Regions from separate parts of the Homo sapiens genome. Here region 1 is linked to region 2. Evidence: read pairs that join two places in POLR2A ChIA-PET (ENCODE). Cell type or tissue: HCT116. All regions are shown on one strand. Links, peaks and the distances in the headings refer to the core of each region. The heading gives the core; the rest is flanking DNA. Region 1 has its middle 16 kb from the start of FGF21. Region 2 holds the start of FUT2 (fucosyltransferase 2 (H blood group)).

Region 1 (9,841 bases), core at 1,075-9,074, 76 kb after region 2:
CTGAACTTGATTTCATCTACAAAGGCCGTATTTCCAAGTAAGGACACATTCAGCGGTACCAGGTAGACATGAAGCTTCCAGGACGCTATTTCCCCAATGCACACCTCTACACGGAGTTAGTCACACTCCTCTTCTTCTTCTTTTTTTTTTTTTTTTTAAGACAGTTTCTCTCTTGTTGCCCAGGCTGGAGTGCAATGGCATGATTTCGGCTCACTGCAACCTCTGCCTCTCGGGTTCAAGCAATTCTCCTGCCTCAGCCTCCCAAGTAGCTGGGATTACAGGCATGTGCCACCACATCTGGCTAATTTTGTATTTTTAGTAGAGACAGGGTTTCTCCATGTTGGTCAGGCTGGTCTCGAACTCCTGACCTCAGGTGATACGCCTGCCTTGGCCTCCCACAGTGCTGGGATTACAGGCGTAAGCCACCGCACCTGGCCTCACACTCCTCTTCTTTTTCTCTCATTTAAGTGAGCCGTACCCTTAGGAGGAAGTTGCACAGTTGACATTAGGGTGGGCCAGGATAGCTTTCTGAGCCTTAAAAATCTTAAAAGTTTTGCCGGTCACAGTGGCTCACGCCTGTAATCCCAGCACTTTGGGAGGCCAAGGTGAGCGAATCCCCTGAGGTCAGGAGTTCCAGACCAGTCTGCCCAACAAGGTGAAACCCTGTCTCTACTAAAATTACAAACATTAGCTGGGCGTGGTGGTGCACACCTGCGGTCCCAGTTACTTGGGAGGTTGAGGCACAGGAATCTCTTATTTATTTTTTATTTTTTATTTTTTTTGAGATGGAGTCTCGCTCTGTCGCCCAGGCTGGAGTGCAGTGGAGCGATCTCGGCTCACTGCAAGCTCCACTTCCCGCGTTCACGCCATTCTTCTGCCTCAGCCTCCCGGGTAGCTGGGACTACAGTCACCCACCACCACGCCCAGCTAATTTTGTTTTTGTATTTTTAGTAGAGACGGGGTTTCATCATGTTAGCCAGGATGGTCTCGTTCTCCTGACTTCATGATCCGCCTGCCTCGGCCTCCCAAAGTGCTGAGGCACAGGAATCTCTTGAACCCAGGAGGCAGAGGCTGCAGTGAGCTGAGATCACGCCACTGCACTCCAACCTGGGCAACAGAGCAAGACTCCATCTCAAAACAAAACAAAAAAACTATCTGGGCATGGTGGTGGGCACCTGTAATCCCAGCTACTCGGGAGGCTGAGGCAGGAGAATCGCTTGAACCCAGGAGGCGGAGGTTGCAGTGAGCCAAGATCACACCACTGCACTCCAGCCTGGGTGACAGAGCGAGCCCCTGTCTCAAAAAATTAAATATATAAATAACAAATAAATAAATAGGCTGACTCTTTGCTGTTTCCCCACAGTATTGTATGCAATATATAACCACTCAGCACAGCCACCTCTCCAACGTTCAGGAGCAAACTCTATCTCCTTGGTTCTTGCCCCCACCATTATCAGAACCTTCCCTCTGCTTTACTCTCTGAGCGCCTGCCAAGATCAGTTTGGGTTTTGTTTCTCTATTAGTTTTCACCAGTGTGGAGCTTCGTCCTTCCAAGAGGGAGGTTCTACTGAGTGAGCACTTCCCAGATCCCTGGGGAGCCAGGCTATTTAGCATCTTTCAGCTTCTCCACCACACCCTATCCTCACCTACTCACTGGAGCCCCTAGAGATTTGACTACTGTTCTTGTTTTCTTTTCTTTTTTTTTCGGAGGGGTGGAGGGGGACAGGGTCACTGTCGCCCAGGCTGGAGTGCAGTGGCACAATCTCAGCTCTCTGCAACCTCTGCCTCCCAGGTTCAAGCAATTCTCCTGCCTCAGCCTCCTAAGTGGCTCAGATTACAGGTGCCTCCACCTGGCTAATTTTTTGGAGGTTTTTTGTTTTTGTTTTTGTTTTTTTTGTTTTTTTTTTTTGTTTTTTTTTGAGAGAAAGAATCTCGCTCTGTTGCCCGGGCTGGAGTGCAGTGGGCTCACTGGAACCTCCGCCTCCCGGGTTCAAGAGATTCTCGTGCTTCAGCCTCCCAAGTAGCTGGGACTTCAGGTTTGCGCTACCATGCCCGGCTAATTTTTGTATTTTTAGTAGAGACAGGGTTTCACCATGTTGGCCAGGCGGCTCTCAGAACTCCTGACCTCAAGTGATCTGCCCGCCTCGGCCACCCAAAGTGTTGGATTACAAGCGTAAGCCATTGCACCTGGCCGAAAACCAATCTGTATCATAACCCCACGGCACCTGAATCATTTCTAAGTGTACAGTTAAGTCGCGTTAAGTATATTCACATTGTTGCACAACCAATCTTCAGAATTTTTTCATCTGATAAAATTGAAACTCTCTGCCGCAATTAAATCCCACTTCCCCAATTCTCCTCCCTTCAGCTCCTGGCCACTTTTTCCAGCCCCATTTGTTGAAAACATGGTGGTGAGCTCCTTGAATGACTGAGAAGCTTTTGTACATGGACAGGAAAATTCACAACAATTTGTTTTTTTGTTAATGATCAATGAATTTTTAAACAATTATCTTTCCTTTAAACATTCACAGACTACTTCTACAGCTAAAAATAACAAGCCACAAATTTCACAATTGTAGATTTCGCCTAAATATTTGAACAGTGATTGCACATTTAATCAGTGAACTTTTCACAAATCTGATATTGTGGTTTCCCTTAAATGCCATGAATAGGAGAAAAACAGTAATACACTCTGTCATACTTTTCACAAGTCTGATATACCAGATTCTTACAAATGCTTTAAATATTTTCGAGAAGGCTGGGCAAGGTGGCTTACACCTGTAATCTCAGCACTTTGAGAGGCCAAGGTAGAAGGATCACCTGAGCCCAGGAGTTCTAAACCAGACTGGGCAACATAGCAAAAGCCCATCTCTACCAAAAAAAAAAAAAAAAAAATTAGCCAAGTGTGGTGAAGCGCACCTGTAGTCCCAGCTAGTTAAGAGGCTGAGGTGGGAGGATCACTTGAGCTGGGGAGGTCAAGGCTACAGTGAGCTGTGATCACACCACTGCACTCCAACCTGGGTGATAGAGAGAGACCTTGTCTCAAAAATAAATAAATATGGCCGGTGTGGTGGTTCACGCCTGTAATCCCAGCACTTTGGGAGGCCGAGGTGGGCAGATCACCTGAAGTCATGGTGAAACCCCGTCCCTACTAAAAATACAAAAATTAGCCGAAAGTAGCCCAGTATGGTGGCGCATGCCTGTAATCCCAGCTAATTAAGTGGCTGAGGCAGGAGAATCACTTGAACCTGGGAGGCGGAGGTTGCAGTGAGCTGAGATCACGCTATTGCACTCCAGCCTGGGCGACAAAAGCGAAACTCCGTCTCAAAAAATACCCTCCCAGAGAGCTCCCTTACCCTTTCACCAAGTGGAAACACAGCAAGAAGGTGCCAGCAATGAACAAGGAAACTGGCCCACACCAGACACAGAATATGCTGCTGCCTTGATGTTGGACTCCACACCCTCCAGAACTATGAGAGATACATATTTGTTCCTTAAGCTACACAGTCTGTGGTATTTTTGTTACAACAGCCTGAATGCCCTCTTCCAAGTCAATTCTCACCAAGCCGACATTCCAGGGCAAAGCCCGTGTTATCTTAGAGTTTGTCGTAACCACATGAATTGGGTTATTTATTTATTTATTTATTTATGAGACGCAGTTTTGCTCGTCACCCAGGCTGGAGTGCAATGGCAAGATCTCGGTTCACTGCAACCTCCTCCTCCTAGATTCAAATGATTCTCCCGCCTCAGGCTCCCGAGTAGCTGGGATTACAGGCACCCGCCACCACGCCCAGCTAATTTTTTTGTATTTTTAGTAGAGACGGGGTTTCACTATGTTGGCCTGGCTGGTCTCAAACTCCTGACCTCAGGTGATCTGTCCGCCTCGGCGTCCCAAAGTGTTGGGATTTCAGGCGTGAGCCACCGCGCCCAGTCGACTCAGAGTGTCTTATTTTTATAATACAGCCTGAAAAACTTGTTCTAAGTCATAGTATTGTAATAGGTTGGGACATGAGATGATTTCACGGCTGTTTGTTCCAGGACCTTCTCCGGGAAACGTGTGGGGCATTTCCTCTTTGTTACACACTCAGGGTGAGCCCATTTTTCCTCTACTTGTTTGGGTGAAGCTTCGCCGCTGTCTCTGCCACAAAGCTGACCCTCCAGCTCTGTGACCCCCTTGGCAGCTGGCACCAGCAGCACGGGGCCCTGGCAGGGCGCTGGCTGGCAGGAGGAGGGGTGTAGGGATTTCTCACAAGACCCTAGTTCCACACTGCGTCTTGCCAGGAGCCAGGGACAGCAATGGCTCCAGCTTCCTGTTACTTTCTGCTCTTCCGGAAGTAGATTTCCAGGCCCCTCAGAGAGAGGTCCCAGACTCCATTAGGCCACACCCTCTTGGAGGTGAGAGACCCGCTGCCTGCAGCCCACTCCCTAGAGGTCTATTTGGTTTGCATAGTCGCCGTTTTTTCATAATAAAACTTAAAAAAAAAAAAAAGACCAATTAAAACCTGTAAAACAGGTGGCAGGTGATCAGGATTAGAATGCTTTGAAATCTTTTGTTATTCTGGAATATGACAGAATGATTATATTTAGATTTGGTCACTTTAAGGATGCATGTTAAAATTTCAAGAGTGGGCCAGGCGCTGTGGCACACCCTTGTGATCCGAGCACTTTGGGAGACCGAGGCAGGAGGATCGATTCCTTGAGCCCAGGAGTTCGAGACCAGCCTGGGTAACATGGTGAAACACCGTCTCTAAAAAAACATACAAAAATGTGCCGGGCATGGTGGCACACACCTACAGTCCCAGCTACTTGGGAGGCTGAAGTGGGTGGGTCGCCTGAATTCAGGAGTTTGAGGCTGCAGTGAGCTATGATTGCACCATTGCACTCCAGCCTAGGTGACAGAGCAAGACCCTGTCTCTAAAAATAAATAAATAAATTTTCTTAACTTGGAAACAGTCACAAACATTTAAAAATTTGGAAGTACAGTACAAGCAATTCTTATTTTCCAGAACCATTTGAAAGTCACATGTGCCCTTGAAACCCCATCACTACATTAACACATACTCCAGTGTGTACTTTCTGCAAACAAGGACATTCTCCTACACAACCACAGCAGGGCCGCCAAAATCAGGAAAGTAGCCTTGACCCACGACTACTCTGGAATCATCAGACCTCCTTCATGTTTGCCACATGTCCCAGTGATGCTTTTTATGGCAAAAGAATGCAGTTCAGAGCCGGGAGCGGTGGCTCACGCCTGTAATCCCAACACTTTGGGAGGCCAAGGCGGGCGGATCACCTGAAGTCAGGAGTTCGAGACCACTCTGGCCAACATGGCAAAACCCCGTCTCTACTAAAAATGCAAAAATTACCAAAAATGGATGCCTGTAACCCCAGCTACTCGGAAGGCTGAGGCAGGAGAATCACTTGAACCCTGGAGGAGGAGGTTGCAGTGAGCCGAGATCGTGCCACTGCACTCCAGCCCAGATGACAAGAGTGAAACTCTGTCTCAAAAATAATAATAATAATAATAATAATAAAATAGCCGGGCGTGGTGGCGGGCATCTGTAATCCCAGCTACTCAGGAGGCTGAGGCAGGAGAATCTCTTGAACCCGGGAGGTGGAGGTTGTAGTGAGCCATGATTGCACCACCGCACTCCAGCCTGGGCAACAAAGCGAGACTCTGCTCTCCCCACTGCCAAAAAAAGAATGCAGTTCAGGGTCATGCACTGCTTCTGAGGGCAGGTCTCTTTGAAAGTCAGGAAGGACAGTTCCTCAGTCTTCCCTGGTGTTCATGACCTTGGCATTTGGAACATTACAGGCCGGTTATCGAGTCGTCTCTCCCTCCATGTGGATTTATTTGATGTTTCCTCGTGATCGGATTCTTTGGCAGCACAACGACTGAGATCATGTTGTGTGTTTCTCACTGGAAGTCAGGTCACTCGCGGCGTCCACCTCTCCAGTTTCTGATGACATTTGCTTCAGTCACATGATGCAAGTGGCATCAGCCGGACTTGTCCTTGCCAAGCAATGAGAGCTTTGAAACTATACTAATATCACATTCCTCAGGAAATCTTCAGGATTTTTTGTTTTCTTTTTTTTTTTTTTTTTTTTTTTCAGACAGAGTCTCACTCTGTCGCCCAGGCTTGAGTGCAATGGCGCGATCTTGGCTCACTGCAACCTCTGCCTCCCGGGTTCAAGCAATTCTCCTGCCTCAGCCTTCTGAGTAGCTGGGATTACAGGTACATGCCACCACAGCCAGCTAATTTTTGTATTTTTAGTAAAGATGGGGTTTCACCATGTTGGTCAGGCTGGTCTCGAACTCCTGACCTCATGATCCACCCGCCTTGGCCTCTCAAAGTGCTGAGATTACAGGCGTGACCCACTGCGCCTGGGCCATTTTTTTTGTTTTTTTTGAGATGGAGTCTTGCTGTGTCGCCCGGGCTGGAGTGCAGTGCTACAATTTGGCTCACTACTTCAGTCTCCCAGCCTCAAGCGACTCCCACCTCAGCCTCCCAAGTAGCTAGGACCACAGGCACACGCTATGACACCCAGCTAATTGTTTGTCTTTTTGGTAGAGACGGGGTTTCATCATGTTGCCCAGGCTGGTCTCGAACTCCTGACCTCAAGTGATCCACCACCTCGGCCTCCCAAAGTGCTGGGATTACAGGTGTGAACCACCGTGCCTGGCTCAAGTTATTATTTTTTTAATTATATTTTTTAGAGACAGGGTCTTGCTCTATTGCCCAGGCTGGAATGCAGTGATGCAATCACAGCTCACTGCAGCCTTGACCTCACTGGACTCAGTGATCCTCCCACCTCAGCCTCCTGAGTAGCTGGGAACAGAATGCCATCACTGCAGGATGCCATGCCTGGCCCTTCCAGTTATTAATGGATTTATTTATGTCTGTGTGGACTCATGGTTTCCTATTTTATTCCATGAGTTATAATCAGTTATATCATTCTCTATTTTTGGTGTTCAAACTCATTTATTTTGATGCTCTTTTTATTTACTTTTTTTTCTTTCAAGACAGAGTCTCCATCTGTCACCCAGCCTAGAGTGCAGTGGCGCGATCTCGGCTCACTGCAACCTCCACCTCCTGGGTTCAAGTGATTCTCCTGCCTCAGCCTCCTGAGTAGCTGGGACTACAGGCGTGCACCACCACACTCGGCTAATTTTTTTGTATTTTTAGTAGAGACGAGGTTTCACCATGTTGGTCAGGCTGGTCTCAAATCCCTGACCTCGTGATCTGCCTGCCTCAGCCTCCCAAAGTGCTGGGATTATAGGCGTGAGCCACCGTACCCGGCTCTTTATTTACTTTTTGGGGTACTCTGTATTTAGTCCTCTATTTTCCCAATGGGAGCCCCCTCAAGCTGGTGGCTATGTGCTTTGTTTGTTTGTTTGTTTTTGAGACAGGGTCTTGCTCTGTCACCCAGGCTGGAGTGCAGTGATGTGATTCGGCTCACTGCTACCTCCGCCTCCCAGGCTCAAGCCTTCCTCCCACTTCAGCCCCCCAAGTAGCTGGGATTACCAGGCATGCGCCACCACGCCTGGCTAATTTTTGTATTTTTAGTAGAGACGGGGTTTCACCATGTTCCCCAGGCTGGTCTTGAACTCCTGGCCTCAAGTGATCTGCCTGCCTCAGCCTCGCAAAGTGCTGGGATTGCAGATGTGAGCCACCGCGCCCAGCCTGTTTGTTTGTTTTAATCAGCTCTCAAGGGCTTGGAAACCATGCGTTTTTGACAGGCCTCCATTAGTCACACTTGAGTCGTTCCTGATTTCTGGTACAGCAAAATGTTCTAGGCTCATTTTTTTTCTTTCTCTAAACCAGCTCTAGAATCAGCTGTTTCTCCAAGGAGCCCTGGTTCCTTTTAGAATGGGAAGCCAAGATCCAAACACTAACAGGGCTCGTTGCTTTTGTTTTTGAATTTTGTCTGCTAATGGATCCTCTCAGGGGACGGATTACATATACACACACACACACACACACACACACACACACACACACACACACCACGCACATATGTGGGGCCAGGCACAGTGGCTCACACCTGTAATCTCAGCACTTTGGGAGGCTGAGGCAGGAGGACTGCTTGAGCCCAAGAGTTTGAGACCAGCCTACGCAACATAGTGAGGCCCAGTCTCTACTAATAATTTAAAAATTAGCCAGGCGTGGTGGTGCACACCTGTGGTCCCAGCTACTCAGAAGGCTGAGGATGGAGGATCGCTTGAGCCCATGAGGCAGAGTCTGCAGTGACGCATGATCGTGCCACTGCATTCCAGCCTGAGCAACAGAGAGACACTCCATCTCAACGAACAAATATATACATGTATGTGTGTAGTATATTGTATATATCACATTGTACCTCATATATTACATTATATACTACAGATATCACATTGTATATTATATATCCACCATGTAATATGTCTATTATATCTATTTTGTGCATGTTATGTATATATGTGTATATATATCTACATAGGAGGTATGTATACATAGACACACATATATTAGGTATGTATACATTTGTATATTTCCATATCTATTTCTGCATATTGAGAACGACACATCCAATTCAAATCCAATATCTGGCCAGGCATGGTGGCTGATGCCTGTAATACCAACACTTTGGAAGGCCGAGGTGGGTGGATCACTTGAGGTCAGGAGTTTGAGACCAGCCTGGCCAACATAGCAAAACCCCATCTCTACCAAAAATACAAAAATTAGCTGAGTGTGATGGCAGGCGCCCACAATCCCAGCTACTCAGGAGGCTGAGGTGGAAGAATCACTTGAACCTGGGAGGCAGAGGCTGCAGTGAGCCAAGATGGTGCCACTGTACTTCAGCCTGGGAGACAGAGTGAGACTCCATCTCAAAAAAAAAAAAAAAAAGAAATCCAACACCTAGACTGGGTGCCGTGGCTCATGCCTATAATCCCAGCACTTTGGGAGGCCAAGGCGGGCAGATCACTAGAGGTCAGGAGTTTGAGACCAACCTGGCCGATATGGTGAAACGCTGTCTCCACTAAAAATACAAAAATTAGCTGGGTGTGGTGCTGGAGGCCTCTAATCCTAGCTACTCGGGTGGCTGAGGCAGGAGAATCGCTTGAATCCAGGAGGTGGAGGTTGCAGTGAGCCAAGATTATGCCACTTCACTCCAGCCTGGACAACAGAGTGAGACTCTGTCTCAAAAAAATAAATAAATAAAGACAAATTCAATACCTCTAGTTCTCTCCCTTTCCATATTTATATCTGCCTTTTCTGACAGTGAGAAATATGACTTCATTTTCTTAATTTCCTTATCGGTCAATTCTCCTCTATGTTAGCCATCTCTCATCTCCACAGCTGTCCCCTCCTTCCACCTCCCCTGTGCCCTCTGCACCCAGCTTGGGCTGACTTCCCGAGCTACAGCCCCCCATCCTATTAGCCTAGGGGACTTACGTTTCCTACTTGGGTGCCCCCCACTGTGCTGAGCTGCTCACATCAGTAAATGCCTCCTTCACCCCACTAAGGCCCTGACACCCCACTTCTGGGCCACTGTGCCCCCAACACCCCAAGCTGGCCTTGCCTGCCCCACCTCAAACCTTAGAACTTTATCGTTCAGGAAGACAAATTTAGGGAAGGGGAAGAATGCCGATTTCTATTTAATGTATTTGACCATATCAATGTTTTCTTTTCTGGCCTCTGAAGTTTGAGTCACGGTCATGCCCATGTTATAAAATAATTTTCCAATGCTTACTTCTCACTCGTTATGGTTTCCTATCTGATACTGAAGACTTTGATCCATCTGGAGTTTATTCAGTGGGTTATTTTTATTTTTTTATTCCTTCCTTCACTTGGATTGA
Region 2 (9,841 bases), core at 605-8,604:
TCTTTTTCTTTTTTTTTTTTTTTTTTTGAGACAAGTCTCGCTCTGTAGCCCAGGCTGGAGTGCAAGTGGCTCGATCTTGGCTCACTGCAAGCTCTACCTCCCGGGTTCACACCATTCTTCTGCCTAAGCCTCCTGAGTAGGTGGGACTACAGGCGCCCACCACCACGCCTGGCTACTTTTTGTAGTTTTAGTAGAGACGGGGTTTCACCATGTTAGCCAGGATGGTCTCGATCTCCTGACTTCATAATCTGCCCACCTCGGCCTCCCAAAGTGCTGGGATTACAGGCATGAGCCACTGTGCCCGGCCTACAATTTTTTTTCTTTTTGAGACGGAGTCTCGCTCTGTCGCCCAGGCTGGAGTGCAGTGGCGTGATCTCAGCTCACTGAAAGCTCTGCCTCCCGGGTTCACGCCATTCTCCTGCCTCAGCCTCCCGAGTAGCTGGGACTACAGGTGCCCGCCACCATGCCCAGCTAATTTAAAAAAATTTTTTTTAAATTTTTAGTAGAGATGGGGGTTTCACCATGTTAGCCACGACGGTCTCGATCTCTTGACCTCATGATCCGCCCACCTCAGCCTCCCAAAGTGCTGGGTGGGATTATAGGCGTGAGCCACCGTGCCCGGCCTTTTTTTCGTTTTGTTTTTTGAGATGGAGTCTCACCCTGTCACCCAGGCTGGAGTGCAATGGCACGATATTGGCTCAGTGCAACCTCTGCCTCCCAGGTTCAAGCAATTCTGCTTCAGCCTCCCGAGTAGCTGGGATTACAGGCACAGCCACCATGCCCGGCTAATTTTTTGTATCTAGTAGAGACAGGATTTCACCAGGGTTGGCCAGGCTGTTCTCAAACTCCTGACCTCATGATCAGCCCGCCACCCTCTCAAAGTGCTGGGATTACAGGTGTGAGCCACTGCACCTAATCTAATCTTTTATAACTGTCAATCTAATCTTATAACTGTATGTTAGCCTTTGTATGCAAAATGCTGTCATTCTGCTCACGATCTCCATTTTTTGTTGTTGTTGTTGTTGGTTTTTTGTTTGTTTTGTTTGTTTGTTTGTTTTAGACAGAGTCTTGCTCTTTTGCCCAGGCTGGAGTGCAGTGGTGCGATCTCGGAACACTGAAACCTCCACCCCACCCCGCCTCTGCCTCCCAGGTTCAAGCAATTCTTCTGCCTCAGCCTCCCAGGTAGCTGAGATTACAGGTGCTCACCACCACACAGCCAGCTAATTTTTGTATTTTTTTTTTTTTAGTAGAGACAGGGCTTCACTATGTTGACCAGGCTGGTCTCAAACTCGTGACCTCAAACGATCTACCTGCCTTGGCCTCCCAAAGTGCTGGGATTACAGGCATTAGCCACTGCGTTTGACCTCTCCATTTTTACCTGTATAAATGAGTTCCACTTTTCCCCATACTGGAAGCACTGATCACCATTCTTCGGTGTCCTTGTGTCCCTGGACAGCCACCCTCACACACTTGTGTTTAAAAAAACTTTTCTTATTTTTTTCTTGAGATGGAGTCTCGTTCTGTCACCCAGGCTGGAGTGCAGTGGCGTGATCTCAGCTCACTGCAACCTCCACCTCCCAGGTTCAAGCAATTCTCATGCCTCAGCTTCCCGAGTAGCTGGGACTACAGGTGTGCACCACCACACCCAGGTAATTTTTGTATTTTTAGTAGAGACTGGGTTACAGCATGTTAGCCAGGCTGGTCTCGAACTCCCGGTCTCAAGCAATCTGCCTGCCTCAGCTTCCCAAAGTGCTGAGATTACAGGCGTGAACAACTGTGCCCAGATTTATTTTTTAATTTTTCAGAGGCAGGGTCTTTCTCTGTCACTCAGGCTGGAGTGCAGCGTCAGGATCATAGCTGACGCTGGACCTCCTGGGCTCCTCTTGCCTCAGCCTCTCAAGTAGCTGGGACTACAGACATGTGCCACCATGTCTGGCTAATTTTCTTTATTTTTTGTAGAGAGACAAGGTCTTGCTATGTTGCCCAGGCTGGTCTTTAACTTCTGGCTTCAAGCTATGCTCCTGCCTCAGCCTCCTGAGTAGCTGAGATTACAGGTGCATGCCTCCATGCCTGGCCACCACGGCCAATTTCAAGCTACCAATATGAGATCATTGAACATGCAATTGGAAAGAAATGCACAGTATTACATTGTTCTATAGCAAGCCTATTACACAGACATAATAAATGTAAATAGGCCAGGCAAGATGGTTCATACCTGTAATCCCAGCACTTTGGGAGGCTGAGGCAGGAGGATCGCTTTGAGCTCAGGAGTTCGAGGCCAGCCTGGGTAACATAGTGAGACCCCATCTCTACAAAAAAACACAAAATTAACTGAGTGTGGTGACGGGCACCTGTAGTCCCAGCTACTCAGGAGGCCAAGGCAGGAGACTCATTTGAGCCCAGGAGGCGGAGGTTGCAGTGAGCACATACATTGATTGGCACACAGATTGGCAGATACTAACATACAGTGTGTTTTTTTCTCCAGAGAACTGGCTGGTAAGTGTTTACCATAGTAAGAAGACTTACTATAGAACAATGTATTACTGTGCGTTTCTTTCCAATTCCATGTTCAATGATCTCTTATTGGTAGCTTGAAATTGGCCGTGGTGGCCAAGCATGGGGGCGTGCACCAGTAAGGGAAAGCTGAAATGGAAAACAGAGGGTTTAGGGCAACAGTCCTGAATTCCGGAGTGCTGTCCCCCTGGGGGAGTTATGGGAATCTGTGGGGGTTGTTTTTAGTTGTCACAGTGGAGGTCCTAGGATGCTACCACAGCGTTTACGCGGCTGGGGTCAGCGACAATAAAAGTTACGCAATGAAGGTTTGTCCTGCATTCTCAGGACTTTGTTTTATTTTTGAGACAGAGTCTTGCTCTGTCACCCAGGCTGGAGTGCAGTGGTACCATCTCGGCTCACTGCAACCTCTGCCTCCCAGGTTCAAGGAATTCTCCTCCCCTAGCCTCCTGAGTAGCTGGGATTACAGGCGTGCACCACCATGCCCAGCTAATTTTGTATTTTTAGTAGAGATGGAGTTTCACTAAAAAAAAATGTTGGCTAGGCTGGTCTCAAACTCCTGACCTCAGGTGATCCTCCTGCCTCGGCCTCCCAAAGTGCTGGGATTGCAGGCATGAGCCACTGCGCCCAGGTCATTCCCATGACTTTGGAACATCTGTGGGACATTCATGGAGTTGGAAAGTCTAAGCCTCTGAGCCCCAAATCTGTTTTGCGTTTTTTTTTTTTTTTTTTTTTTGAGAGGGAGTCTTGCTCTGTCGCCCAGGCTGGAGTGCAGTGGTGTGACCTCGGCTCACTGCAAGCTCCGCCCCCGGGGTTCACGCCATTCTCCTGCCTCAGCCTCCCAAGTAGCTGGGACTACAGGCACCCACCACCACGCCCGGCTAATTTTTTTTTTATATATATTTTTAGTAGAGACGGGGTTTCACTGTATTAGCCAGGATGGTCTCAATCTCCTGACCTCGTGATCCGCCCGACTCAGCCTCCCAAAGTGCTGGGATTACAGGCGTGAGCCACCACACCTGGCCTGTTTTGCATATTTTATGACAGCTCACCTCCCCACTTCCCCGCCCCACCCTGTTTCTTTTTTCCTTGTCGCTGAATCACAGGGAAACAGGTCGTTTGTCCTGTGGACGGGCTCACATTCTGGACTGGGCTGATTGCTGCCTCATGGTGTCGTTTCACTGGGAACTTTGTCCTCCTGTTTTCTGCAAACTGGTGGTTAGAGTGGGAAGCTTGATCTGATTTTTTTGTTTGTTTGTTTGAAGGGAGCTCCGTAGCTGGTAGGTAGCCTCCTGCTGCTTAGCTGAAGCTGGGGAGTGGCTGCTGGTTTCTCTTTCCTCCTGTTAGGACTGCTGGGAGCTCTGGTGGTGCCTGCCTCTTCTCTCAGTAAAATTCCTCATCCATCTTTTTTTTTTTTGAGACAGAGTTTTGCTCTTGTTTCCCAGGCTGGAGTGCAATGGTGTAATCTCAGTTTACTGCAACCTCCGCCTCCCAAGTTCAAGCGATTCTCCTGCCTCAGCCTCCCAAGTAGCTGGGATTACAGGTGCATGCCACCACGCCCCACTGATTTTTGCATTTTTAGTAGAGACAGGGTTTCACCATGTTGGCCAGACTGGTCTCAAACTCCTGACCTCAGGTGATCCACCTGCCTCGGCCTCCCAAAGTGCTGGGATTACAGGCATGAGCCACTGTGCTGGGCCATGGCTAATTTCTGTATTCTTATAAGGACGGGGTTTCACCTTGTTGGCCAGGCTGGTCTCTGACTCCTGACCTCAGTTGATCCGCCTGCCTCGGCCTCCCAAAGTGCTAGAATTACAGGTGTGAGTCACCACACCGGGCCCATTTGTATTTAAAAATTTTTTTGAAATAGGCAGGGCGAGGTGGCTCACGTCTGTAATCCCAGCACTTTGGGAAGCTGAGGCAGGAGAATCCCTTGAACTTGTGAGGCGGCGGTTGCAGTGAGCTGAGATCACGCCATTGCACTCCAGCCTGGGCAACAAGAGCAAAACTCTCTCAAAAAGTAATACTACTAATAATTAATTAATAAATAAATATAAGACTCTGAGGGGACTCAGAGTCAGCGAGAGCCTGGCCTAGCAGGACTCTGTCCCCCGCCTCCATGCTGCCTTCCTGGAGGCCTTCCTGGCTGCCTGGAGGAGCGGAGCAGAGTGGGGGCCCCTTTCTGTTGGGGCATCACAACAGTTCCCCAAGGAAGACCCTCGGGGACCCGGATGGGGGATGCGACCTTGTCCTGCCTCTCTCCCCCACCCTTATGGCCAGGCTTGGGGTGCCTGGTGCAGGTGGAGGAGCTAAGGGTAGATAACAAGATGGACTTTGTGGCCGGCAATGGGGAGGGAGGAGGGGCTACGGGCTCACCTCCCTCCCGCAGCCCAGCCACACCTGCTCTGGAAAGCCCTGTAGCTCCTGGGCGGGGTTTGCCAGTCACCGATGCTGGAAGGGTTTCTTTGGCCCTGAGTGAAGAGAGACCCAGAGGGAACACTGAGGTGCCTGCCCAACCACTCTGTCCCGGTTTCCTTCAGCAGGACCAGGTGAGAGAAGGTGAGGGGGCTCCTCTCCCACCCTACAACACGCACACCTCTGCACACACGCCCAGGCGGAGAGCAGGGATTTGGGACGTGGACCTGTGTGCCCTCGTGGGTCCCTGGTGCCCTCTGGGAGGCACCCCCAACTCAGGACCTCCAGGAGAGGAGGGTCCCTCCCTCGGCAGCCAGGACCCCCCTCCCCAGCCAGCCGCCCTCCTTAGCTCCCTCCCCACTTCCTTCCAGGTGGATCTGTTTCTAGAGCTCCAACCACCAGCTCCCTCCCCTTCTCCACCCCGGGCCACCAGGTCCTTCCTTGTCTCCTTCCCCTCAGCAGTTTCTATGAACCACCCTGGCAGTAATGGTGCAGATGGCTCGCGCACAGCTGGTGGTGACCCGACTTTCCTGCCTCCACCCTGGGGCTCCTCAGAGGCTTCATGGAACCCAAACTGCTGGTCTCACCTCCGAGCCCTGCCGTCGCCCAGGGAGGGCGGCTCCGTCCCTCCTGCACTCCCTAATCCCGCTCTGAATCACCGCTTCTGTTCTGGGTCGGAGAATAAAGGTGGGGTTTCCAAGTGATGGCCCTACGTTATTGTCTGAAGCTCCCTTCTCCTCCCCAGGGTGGAAGTGATAATGCCGGGAATCCGGGAATCCCGGGGAGGTGCAGGAAGACAGCGAGCTCGAGGCAGTGGGGTGCGACTGAGCCGGATGTGCTGAGCTGCCCGGGGCACGGGGCGGTTGGGGTAGAGAAAGGCTTTCAGAGCTGGGGGACAGGACGGGGCCCCGGGTGAGCGGAGAGCTGGGTTATTTCACGGGAACAGCTGGTGACAAAGCCGGAGGGGTGTGCGGGGCCGGCGAGAGACTGGGATTGTGTCTTAAGAGGCATAGGGAGCCCTGAAGGGGCTGCGAGCTGGGAAGGGGCAGGGCCGGCGCTGGGTGTAGGGGACAGAGGGGAGAGGAGGAAGCCGGGCCGCAATAGAAAGACGTGGACGGGGCTGGACGTGGTGGCTGACGCCTGTAATCCCAGCACTTTGGGAGGCCGAGACAGGCGGATCACTTGAGGTCAGGAGTTCGAGACCAGTCTGGCCAACATGGAGAAACCCCGTCTCTACTAAAAATACAAAATTAGCCAGGCGTGGTGGTGCATGCCTGTAATCCCAGCTACTCGGGAGGCTGAGGCAGGAGAATCGTTTGAACCCGGGAGGCGGAGGTTGTGGTGAGCCGAGATTGTGCCATTGCACTCCAGCCTGGGGAACAAGAGCAAAACTCCGTCTCAAAAAAAAAAAAAAAAAAAAAAATCTCAGTAAGATAGACCAGGTGTGGTGTCTCATGCCTGTAATCCCAGCACTTTGGGAGGCTGAGGAAGGAGAACAGAGGACCTCCTGAGGCCAGGAGTTTGAGATCAGTGTGGGCCACATAGCAAGACCCCCTCCCCACCATCCCTACAAAAAAAGCAATTCAAAAAAAATAATGCCTTCAGGCAGAATGGGAGTGGTGCTTGGTTCAAGCCTGACATAAGTGTGAGTTTGGGGCACAAATTCTGCTCTGAATACCAGGGACAGCCCATGTAATACAGCATTTCCCTTTGTGCCCACGCAGCCCTAAGGGAGGTGTGGTTTGTTGTTGTTGTTGTATCTTTTTGAGATGGATTTTTGCTCTTGTTGCCCAGGCTGGCATGCAATGGTACAATCTCGGCTCACTGCAACCTCCGCCTCCCAGGTTCAAGCGATTCTCCTTCCTCAGCCTCCCAAGTAGCTGAGATTACAGTCATGAGCCACCATGCCTGGCTAATTTTTTGTATTTAGTAGAAATGGGGTTTCACCATATTAGTCAGGCTGGTCTCGAACTCCTGACCTCAGGTGATCCACCCGCCTCAGCCTACCAAAGTGCTGGGATTACAGGCATGAGCCACTGCACTGGCTCTTTTTTTTTTTTTTTTTTTTTTTTGAGACGGAGTCTCACTGTGTTGTGCAGGCTGGAGTGCAATGGTGTGATCTCAGCTCACTGAAACCTCTGGGGAGGTGTTGTTTTTATCCCTCCCCACAACCCCCTGTTGATGGACAGACAAGGACAATGAAACACAGAGAGGTAAAAGCCCTGGGTTAAAGTCACACAGCACATAAAAGGTTCCTGATCATGCCGTGCAGGGCATCTCGCCAAACCTCAAAAATTCACAATCTCATAGCGCAGCTTGCTCTGTGAGGCCTCCCCACCTCTTCCTTCTCTCCTTCCAGGCTCCAGTCAAGGTCAGTGCCCAGCTTCCTGCTCTGGGCCACTCAGCAGCCACCTTCCTCCTTCCTGGGTAAGGAGGTAGGGAGCTACCAAGGAGGCAGGGACATCCGTGTAGAACATTCTGCTTTTCTTTTTTCTTTTTTTTTAAGATAGAGCCTGACTCTGTCGCCCAGGCTGGAGTGCAGCTGTAGTGTAATGGCACAATCGCAGCTCACCACAACCTCCATCTCCCAGGTTCAAGTGGTTCTCCTGCCTCAGCCTCCTGAGTAGCTGTGATTACAGGCATGTGCCACCACGCCTGGCTAATTTTTGTATTTTTAGTAGCGACGGGGTTTCTCCATGTTGGTCAGGCTGCTTTCAAACTCCTGACCTCAGGTGATCCGCCCCCGCTTGGCCTCCCAAAGTGCTGGAATTACAGGCGTGAGCCACTGCGCCTGGCCTAATTTTCTCTAAAATAGAGACAAGTTCTCACTATGTGGTCCAGGCTGATCTCGAACTCCTGAACTCAAGCAATCCTCCCAGCTCAGCCTCCCAAAGTGCTAGCATTACATGTGTGAGCCATCATGCCTGGTCCCTGTCTGTTTCATTCTCCCTGTCTCTCTAGTCCTGCCTCTCTCTGTGTCTTCTGGTCTTTTTCTCTATTTGTCTCTTCCTCTGTCCCTTTTATCATCTCTGTCCCTTCCCTCCCTCCCTCCCTCCCTTCCTTCCTTCCTTCCTTCCATAGGTGAGAAAAAGTAGCATCTTTTCCTCACCTATCACAAAGTTTGCAGCTGGGGCACCTACAGTAAAAGGTTAACAGACACAAGCATAACAAATGTATTTAAGGCAAGTGTTGACATGGGAGCCTTCAGAAATGAAGGCCTAAAGAAACAGGGAAACCTGGGTGGGTTTTTTGTTTTGTTTTGTTTTTAGATGGAGTTTTACTCTGTCGCCCAGGCTGGAGTGCAGTGGCGCGATCTTAGCTTACTGACTGCAATCTCTGCCTTCCATGATCAAGTGATTCTCCTGCCTCAACCTCCCCAGTAGCTGGGATTACAGGTGCGCGCCACCATGCCCAGCTAATTTTTGTATTTTTAGTAGAGAAGGGGTTTCACTATGTTGGCCAGACTGGTCTCGAACTGCTGACCTCAGGTGATCCACCCACTTTGGCTTCTGGAAGTTCTGGCATTACAGGCGTGAGCCACTGTGCCCGGCTACCTCCCGTTCTATGATCTATGGTTTAAACGCTACATTTGACCACTATCAATACTCCCAGTATCAAAACTGGGAAACCTGGGTTCTTCACCCAGAGCCTAAAACGAACAGCATTCTTTGCCTTGTGGGTGACAATAGCAAACATTTACCGCCTGTGTATATGTGCCAGACACTGTTTTAATCCTCAGAGAGGTGATGTCACTTGCCCAAAATCACACAGCTCGTGACTGTGAGTCTGAAATTGGCCAGAGCTTGTGCACCTAGCCACTGGTGGTGATGTGTCTTTGAGTCATCGAGTCCAGCATTCTGTGTTGGACTTAGTGAAAGGATATACTTTTGTAGTGATGAGAAAGGAGCTTTATCTAGAATTTGTGAGGCCAGGCATGGTGGCTCACGCCTGTAATCCCAGCACTTTGGGAGGCTGAGGTGGGTGGATCACTTGAGGTCAGGAGTTTGAGACCAGCCTGGTCAACATGGTAAAACCCCGTCCGACTAAAAATACAAAAATTAGCCAGGTGTGGTGGTGCACACCTGTAATCCCAGCTACTCAGGAGGCTGAGGCAAGAGAATTGCTTGAACCCAGGAGGCGGAGGTTGCAGTAAGCCAAGATGGCGCCACTGCACTCCAGCCTGGGTGACAGAGCAAGACTCCATCTCAAAAAAAAAAAAAAAAAAAAAAGAAAAGGAAAAGAAGTGAACTGGTTCAAAGACCATAATCATACATATCACACAAGACTGCAAGCGGACCAGGGTCAGTTAATTTAGCGGCTCCACAAAGTCATCAGTCACCTGAGCTCCATCCATCTTCACATGCTGTGCTACCATTTATTTTATTTTATTTTTTTTTTTGAGACGGAGTCTCGCTCTGTCTCCCAGGCTGGAGTGCAGTGGCGCGATCTCGGCTCACCGCAAGTTGCGCCTCCCAGGTTCATGCCATTCTCCTGCCTCAACCTCCTGAGTAGCTGGGACTATAGGCGCCCACCACCACACCCGGCTAATTTTTTTATATATATTTTTAGTAGAGACGGGGTTTCACCGTGTTAGCCAGGATGGTCTCGATCTCCTGACCTCATGATCCGCCCGCCTTGGCCTCCCAAAGTGCTGGGATTACAGGCGTGAGCCACCGCGCCCAGCCAGCTACCATTTCTTAGCTGTATCATCTCACGGTCCCAAAAGGGCTGCTACACATCCAGCCATCACATGCAGATAATTTCTTTCAAAAACAGCAGAAAGAGGCTCGTTCTTGTCTTGGTCCCTTTTGAAGAATGAATGAAACCTTCCTAAGCCTTCCAGCAACTCCCCCCACAACTCCGATGGGTAGGAATTGTCACATAACCATGTGGCCCGATAGGAGGCAAAAGAAAT

What was found. Peaks named below come from ENCODE experiments on the same cell type or tissue, not always from the same donor. Only the 100,000 strongest peaks of a DNase experiment are listed, where the experiment ranks them.
Region 1: POLR2A ChIA-PET joins it to region 2 with 5 read pairs; 7 of 35 experiments call an interaction of 5 or more read pairs at or near these places.

What each region holds. Positions count from the first base shown.
Region 1 is chr19:48,766,919-48,776,759 of GRCh38, forward strand. No RefSeq gene overlaps it. Among named protein-coding and RNA genes, the nearest start is that of FGF21, 16 kb to the left of the region's middle. In HCT116, for the core only: no CTCF peak of the experiment used is centred there; no DNase peak of the experiment used is centred there; H3K4me3 peaks cover 1,523 bases; H3K27ac peaks cover 2,055 bases.
Region 2 is chr19:48,691,020-48,700,860 of GRCh38, forward strand. FUT2 (fucosyltransferase 2 (H blood group)) reads left to right here and starts at 4,952. Exons shown (of 2, transcript NM_000511.6): 1 at 4,952-5,070. RefSeq lists enhancers at 4,223-4,786, 5,351-5,914. In HCT116, for the core only: no CTCF peak of the experiment used is centred there; DNase peaks (open chromatin) are centred at 4,934 and 7,212; H3K4me3 peaks cover 3,586 bases; H3K27ac peaks cover 3,305 bases.